2 separate regions of the Homo sapiens genome follow, and region 1 is linked to region 2. A link is a contact called in ENCODE Hi-C or POLR2A ChIA-PET data. All regions are on one chromosome and are shown on one strand. The core of a region is the stretch at or near the end of the contact, and the rest is flanking DNA. Distances in the headings are between cores, read along the strand shown.

Region 1 (2,849 bases), core at 24-2,523, 160 kb before region 2:
ATAAAAGTTGGCTACTCTTCTGAATTGTTCAAATAAATTCTTGGGTATAAAGTTCCAAAATGTGTACTGCATAAAAGAAAAACAAACATCCATCATTGAGATCAGATTTTACTCTTGTAGTGTTACTCTAGGGCATAGTAAGTAGCACTGGATTTTACAGTACAAAATGTTTAGCTTTAGATATAAAACTCATAATTCATAATTTAGAGTGTTTGTTGACAGCTAAGACAGCTTAAACAAAGTGTGTACTCTGAAACACGTATGTAAATTACCTAACTCCAGAGAATTCAAGATAAAACGCAAGGTAGCTCAACAATAGTTTGATTATTAAGATGTCTTTTATAAAACGTAAACCTGTGATCATTAACTCAACACATTAGCATTTTACTTCAGTAATTTCTGCATGATCTCTCCTCTGAGTGAGAGCATGACAGCGAGCTGAATGGAAGCCTTCACCCAGCTCCAGGCAGCTTCTGAGGCAGGCGTGTTTCTTGTCCACAGCTCAGGCACAGGGGCTTTGAGGCCTCAGGGGGAAGGACAGGAAAAGGAGGGGAAGGAGGGCAGAGAGGGGATGGGGGGGAGGGAGGTGAAGGAGGGAAGGAGGAAAAGGAGGGGAAGGAGGGCAGAGAGGGGATGGGGGGAGGGAGGTGAAGGAGGGAAGGAGGGGAACGAGGGCAGAGAGGGGATGGGGGGAGGGAGGTGAAGGAGGGAAGGAGGAAAAGGAGGGGAAGGAGGGCAGAGAGGGGATGGGGGGAGGGAGGTGAAGGAGGGAAGGAGGGCAGAGAGGGGATGGGGGGAGGGAGGTGAAGGAGGGAAGGAGGGGAAGGAGGGCAGAGAGGGGATGGCAGGGAGGGAGGTGAAGGAGGGAAGGAGGGCAGAGAGGGGATGGGGGGAGGGAGGTGAAGGAGGAAAAGGAGGGGAAGGAGGGCAGAGAGGGGATGGGGGGAGGGAGGTGAAGGAGGGAAGGAGGAAAAGGAGGGAAGGAGGGCAGAGAGGGGATGGCAGGGAGGGAGGTGAAGGAGGGAAGGAGGGGAATGAGGGGAATGAGGGAAGGAAGGGAAGAAAGGAGGAAAAGGAGGGGAAGGAGGGCAGAGAGGGGATGGGGGGAGGGAGGTGAAGGAGGGAAGGAGGGGAATGAGGGAAGGAAGGGAAGCAAGGAGGAAAAGGAGGGGAAGGAGAGGAAGGAGGAGGAGGGGAAGGAGAGGAAGGAGGGGAGGGAGGGGAAGTAAGGCAGGGAGGGGAGGGAGAGGAAGGAGGGAAGGAGGGGAATGAGAGAAGGAGGGGAAGGAGGTCAGGGAGGGAAGGAGGGGAATGAGAGAAGGAGGGGAGGGAGGGGAAGGAGGGAGAATGCCCAGCCACCACAGCATCTCCTCTCCACACTTCTCATTTTGCTTCTGTAGCAGTTTCATTCAACTTCTGTGTTGAAAACAACAACGTCCCAGATGTCACGAACCTTCACTGAGTTTGGAAATAGTTTCTGAAATTTCATCTGACATGTTTTTACGCCGTAATGAAGACAGTCTACCGAAACCTGAAGAAGGTCTCACAGCCTGTGCTGCGGCCTCTGCCATCTGTGTGTCTCTTCAACGGGGCTTATTTCAAAATCCCATTCGAAGGTGGGTTCTGGCTCCTGGAAGCCAGAAGTAGTTGTCAAATTCTCATACCAAGAATTTCTTTAATTCCAGGCTCATGAATATAAGTTATTTACAATTCAATGTAACAACTAAAGCCTGGTATGGTCCTAAACTAACCAACATGTTCTGAATTTGGTGTTTACAAATATTTCAGAGGAAATCCATGTGCGTCTTTTAAAACTTCTCTGCCTCAAGTTTCCAGTGGCTTAGAGAGTATATAAGGAATTTCCATTTTCTATTCTAATTCACATTTACAAAGTGATTTTACCTTTCACAATAAAGTTCCTTAATGAGGGTAAAAACAGAGTAGTGGCTCCCCCCAGTTCATGACAACTACGGCCATATTTTCAGTTCCCATCTCAGGTTGACTGTAATAAAAAAGGCAAGGGGAGCTCCAGAAGAGAGTCTCTGGAGTTTTAAAAAAGAAACTAACTTTCCATGTCCTCCCTAGGTCATCCCGCCCTACCCATCCAAACACCCTTATTTTCCATGTGTTGTTTGATACCAGGTTTTTATCAGATGTGTGTTTTGCAAATCTATTCTCCCAGTCAGTGGCTCATATTTTAATTCTCTTAACTGTATTTTGCAAAGCTCAAGTTTTTAATCTTCACGAAGTCCAACTTATCAATTTTCCTTTCATGAACAGTGTTTTTGGTGTTATCCAAAAACTTGTTGCCAAACCCAAGGTCACCTAGACTTTCTCCTACATTTCTACAAGTTTCATTATTATACATTTTACATTTAGGTCTATGACTCACTTTGAGCTAATTTTCTTGAACGGTGTGTGATCACTGTCTAGAGTCACTGTTGCTGGGTTTTTTTTTTTTTTTTTTTTTGCATGTCCAGTTTTTCTAGCACTATTTGTTGAAAAGAAATAGTGCTTTTCTGTCTGCCCTGAATTGCCTTTGCTCCTTTGTCAAAGATGGGTTGACTATCTGGGTGAATGGGTTGACTATCTGGGTGGATTTACTGGGTGGATCTACTCCCAGGCTCTCTATGATGTTTCATTGATCTATTTGTCTATTCTTTTCTTTTTTTTTTGTGAGACGGAGTCTCGCTCTGTTGCCCAGGCTGGAGTGCAGTGGCGCGATCTCGGCTCACCGCAAGCTCTGCCTCCTGGGTTCGCGCCATTCTCCTGCCTCAGCCTCCTGAGTAATTGGGACTACAGGCGCCCACCACCACGCCCGGCTAATTTTTTTTGTATTTTTAGTAGAG
Region 2 (2,796 bases), core at 154-2,653:
TTAGAAAAACAGAATGAGGCCCTCTTTCTCCTGCCTGGCCCGGCCCCAGGCTCCATGTGGTAACCCTCCCCTCACCATCACCCTTGCTTTACAAACCCGCCCCTGCTGTGCTTTCCTGTGCTGCTGGCTTTATCTGAGCCCCCCAGGGCAGTCACCACCCTGCTTGGGCCCCCTGCTGCTGCGCCTGTCAGGATCATTGCGAGATCCGTGAAACCTGAAGCTGGGCACTCAGTACCGCTCCCGGCTGCAGGTAGGAGCTGACCGAAGGGTCTGTGTGCCCCCCGTGAGCCTTGACAACCTGGTCAGGAAAAGACTCGTCTCCATCTCCCATCTGTGGGTGGAACAAGGAAGGCTTTGCATGTGATGAGGAAAACAAAACAAAACAAAAAATGCCCATGAACAATCCCGAACTCTTCCTGTTGGCAAAATCCTTCCAGTGAGATTATTTTCACGAATTCAGTTGTTAAATCCGTAACTCAATCAGGCCTTTTAAGAATTAAGCAAGGAGGCGTGGCACGGTGGCTCACGCCTGTAATCCCACTACTCTGGGAGGCTGAGGCAAGCGGATCATGAGGTCATGAGTTTGAGATAAGCCTGGCCAACATGGTGAAACCCTGTCTCTACTAAAAAATACAACAATTAGCCGGTCATGGTGGCGCATGCCTGTAATCCCAGCTACTTGGGAGGCTGAGACAGGAGAATCACTGGAACTCAGGAGGTGGAGGTTGCAGTGAGCCAAGATCGTGCCATTGCGCTCCAGCCTGGGTGAAAGAGTGGAACTCCATCTCAAAACTACAACAACAACAAAAAAGAATTAAGCAAGGCCCCACCCAAGACATAGAACCTACCTTTTCCGGCCTCCTTGCCCAAGCTCGGTATGATTACAAACCAGGGCTTCTCTGTCGCAGGGTTGCATCTCCAGCTCAGAAGCTCTGGCTGGACGTGTGAGACAGGTCCCTTCTCCGAAGAAGCGGAAACGTGGACATGACACTGGCATTTCTGGTTTGGGCACCACTTGAGCAGACTGGCGTCTTCCCCCCGACGGTGTTCAAAACCCTGATGGCGTTGAAGCAAGGCCACCTAAACTCAGCCACGACTAAAACTCCACAGCTGAGCTTTCCAGCGTTTGTCGGTATCCTTGCTGTGTTTGCAAGGGTCATTGTTTAGATTCTCTCTGCTAAACCTGGGGATGGTCACCGTGTTGAGGGGAAAACAACTTCAGTCTGTTTTTGCTTTAAGCAGAGGTCTGCTTGGGTACTCTTGCCTGGGTTCCTACGAAGTGGACACACGAAGAAAGGGCCCGTTCTCTTTACTCCCCCACCCCCCAGTAGCACCCTGCTCCGAATTTGCAATAGCAGATGAAGGCCGGAGCTGCGGCCCCTTTCTCAGTTGTTTTTGATACTGAGGCATAAACAGAACAACATTCAAAAACTGAGGTGAGGGAATTAATTATTAAGCAGCCTACCACAATCAATACAATATTGCTGGTGTGTTTCCTTTTAGATATTTCTGGAGTTTGCTTTCAATATTTAATTCAACCCAAACTGGTAGGTCACCACCATATGTAGCTTGTATTATACGGTCACACACCACAGAAAGCTGAAGTTCTCGATGCAGAATTCAGGTGTGTTAGGCTGTGATTTTAAAAGGCTTACCCTTCCAGGGCAGGTTACAGTAAGAGACACTTTCACACACTCTTTTCTTGTCTGCCTTTTAAAAAACATAGTAGGGTTACTTGCTTTGCAAATTCTTCTTAAATTAACAATTTGTCAGAGTATTGGTTAAAGATTGTAAGAAATGGAATAATTAGTATCAAAGTGCAATGGCTGTGTTTCTCAGAATTAGTATGTGAACAACCAGATGAAAGTGGGGAGGAGGGAATATTTCCTTTTTAAATCACTTTAGGAGGCCGACGTGGGCAGATCACCTGAGGTCAGGAGTTCCAGACCAGCCTGGCCAACATGGTGAAACCCTGTCTCTACTAAAAATACAAAAATTAGCCAGCCGTGGTGACGGGCTCCTGTAGTCCCAGCTACTCAGGAGGCTGAGGCAGGAGAATCACTTCAACCTGGGAGGCAGTGGAGGTTGCAGTGAGCCGAGCCGGCACCATTGCACTCCAGCCTGGGTGACAGAGTGAGACTCCGTCTCAAAAAAAAAAAAAGTCATCGAGTTATTTTGCTGAATTATTGAGTGAATTCGCCTCTTCCCTGGCCAGCATCTCCTTAGCAGGGAAAAGGGGGAGGTCTGGGATGAGGAATGATCGGGTTGTCTGATCAGGGGTGTCTGTTACCAGCAGTGCTTAGAAACAGACAGTTATGCCTTCCCATGTCTACATGGTCGCCTTGAGCACAATTGCTCAGAAAAGTGACATCAAAATGCCCACCGTTCCTTCAAAACCTGCAGATCAAAGCAGTTTTCTCAAATTCTCTTCTTGCATTCTGAGATATGATTTCTACCTGCTGAGTAGCTGGTCCGACGCCTTCACCATTTTAGATGTTTCCTCCTGAGCTGAGACACTGTCCTGCTTTAAAACCTTCTTGGAAAGGACACCCTGGCCAGTCACTGACGCCTCCTGAGTTCATGTCCTAGGACTGCCGTAACAAAGTGTCACACACTGCATAGTATACACAACAGAAGTGCGTTCTCTCACCGTTCTGGGGACCGAATGCCCAAGGTCAAAGTGTAGGCAGAAACATGCCCCCTTGGCAGGCTCTGGGGAAGACCCTTCACCCCTCTCCCAGCCCCTGCTGGCTGCCAGCCATCCTTGCCATCCTCGCCATCCTCGCCGTCCTCACC

What was found. Hi-C counts contacts between places; a loop is a spot of excess contacts on that map. ChIA-PET counts read pairs that join two places held with the same protein, here RNA polymerase II (POLR2A). Pooled maps may share reads with other maps.
Region 1: a loop to region 2 is called in a pooled map, with 3 times the contacts of the local background. The contact joins the enhancer-like site here to the promoter of ATP11AUN in region 2. A Hi-C loop is called at or near these places in 2 of 168 maps with a recorded cell type or tissue (CD4-positive, alpha-beta T cell and heart right ventricle), 5 of 37 single-sample maps with no recorded cell type and 6 of 50 pooled maps. POLR2A ChIA-PET finds 5 or more read pairs at or near these places in 1 of 52 experiments (HEK293).

Annotation. Positions count from the first base shown.
Region 1 is chr13:112,802,174-112,805,022 of GRCh38, reverse strand. It overlaps ATP11A (ATPase phospholipid transporting 11A), which reads right to left. Exons shown (of 30, transcript NM_015205.3): 3 at 1-66. Among named protein-coding and RNA genes, the nearest start is that of ATP11A-AS1, 49 kb to the right of the region's middle. RefSeq lists enhancers at 1,379-1,618, 2,445-2,694. Within about 2 kb of position 1,273, at least 2 of the 41 ENCODE cell types and tissues checked have a DNase peak (open chromatin) inside an H3K27ac peak, as active enhancers do.
Region 2 is chr13:112,645,651-112,648,446 of GRCh38, reverse strand. ATP11AUN (ATP11A upstream neighbor lncRNA) reads right to left here and starts at 1,403. Exons shown (of 3, transcript NR_164109.1): 1 at 849-1,403. RefSeq lists an enhancer at 1-697.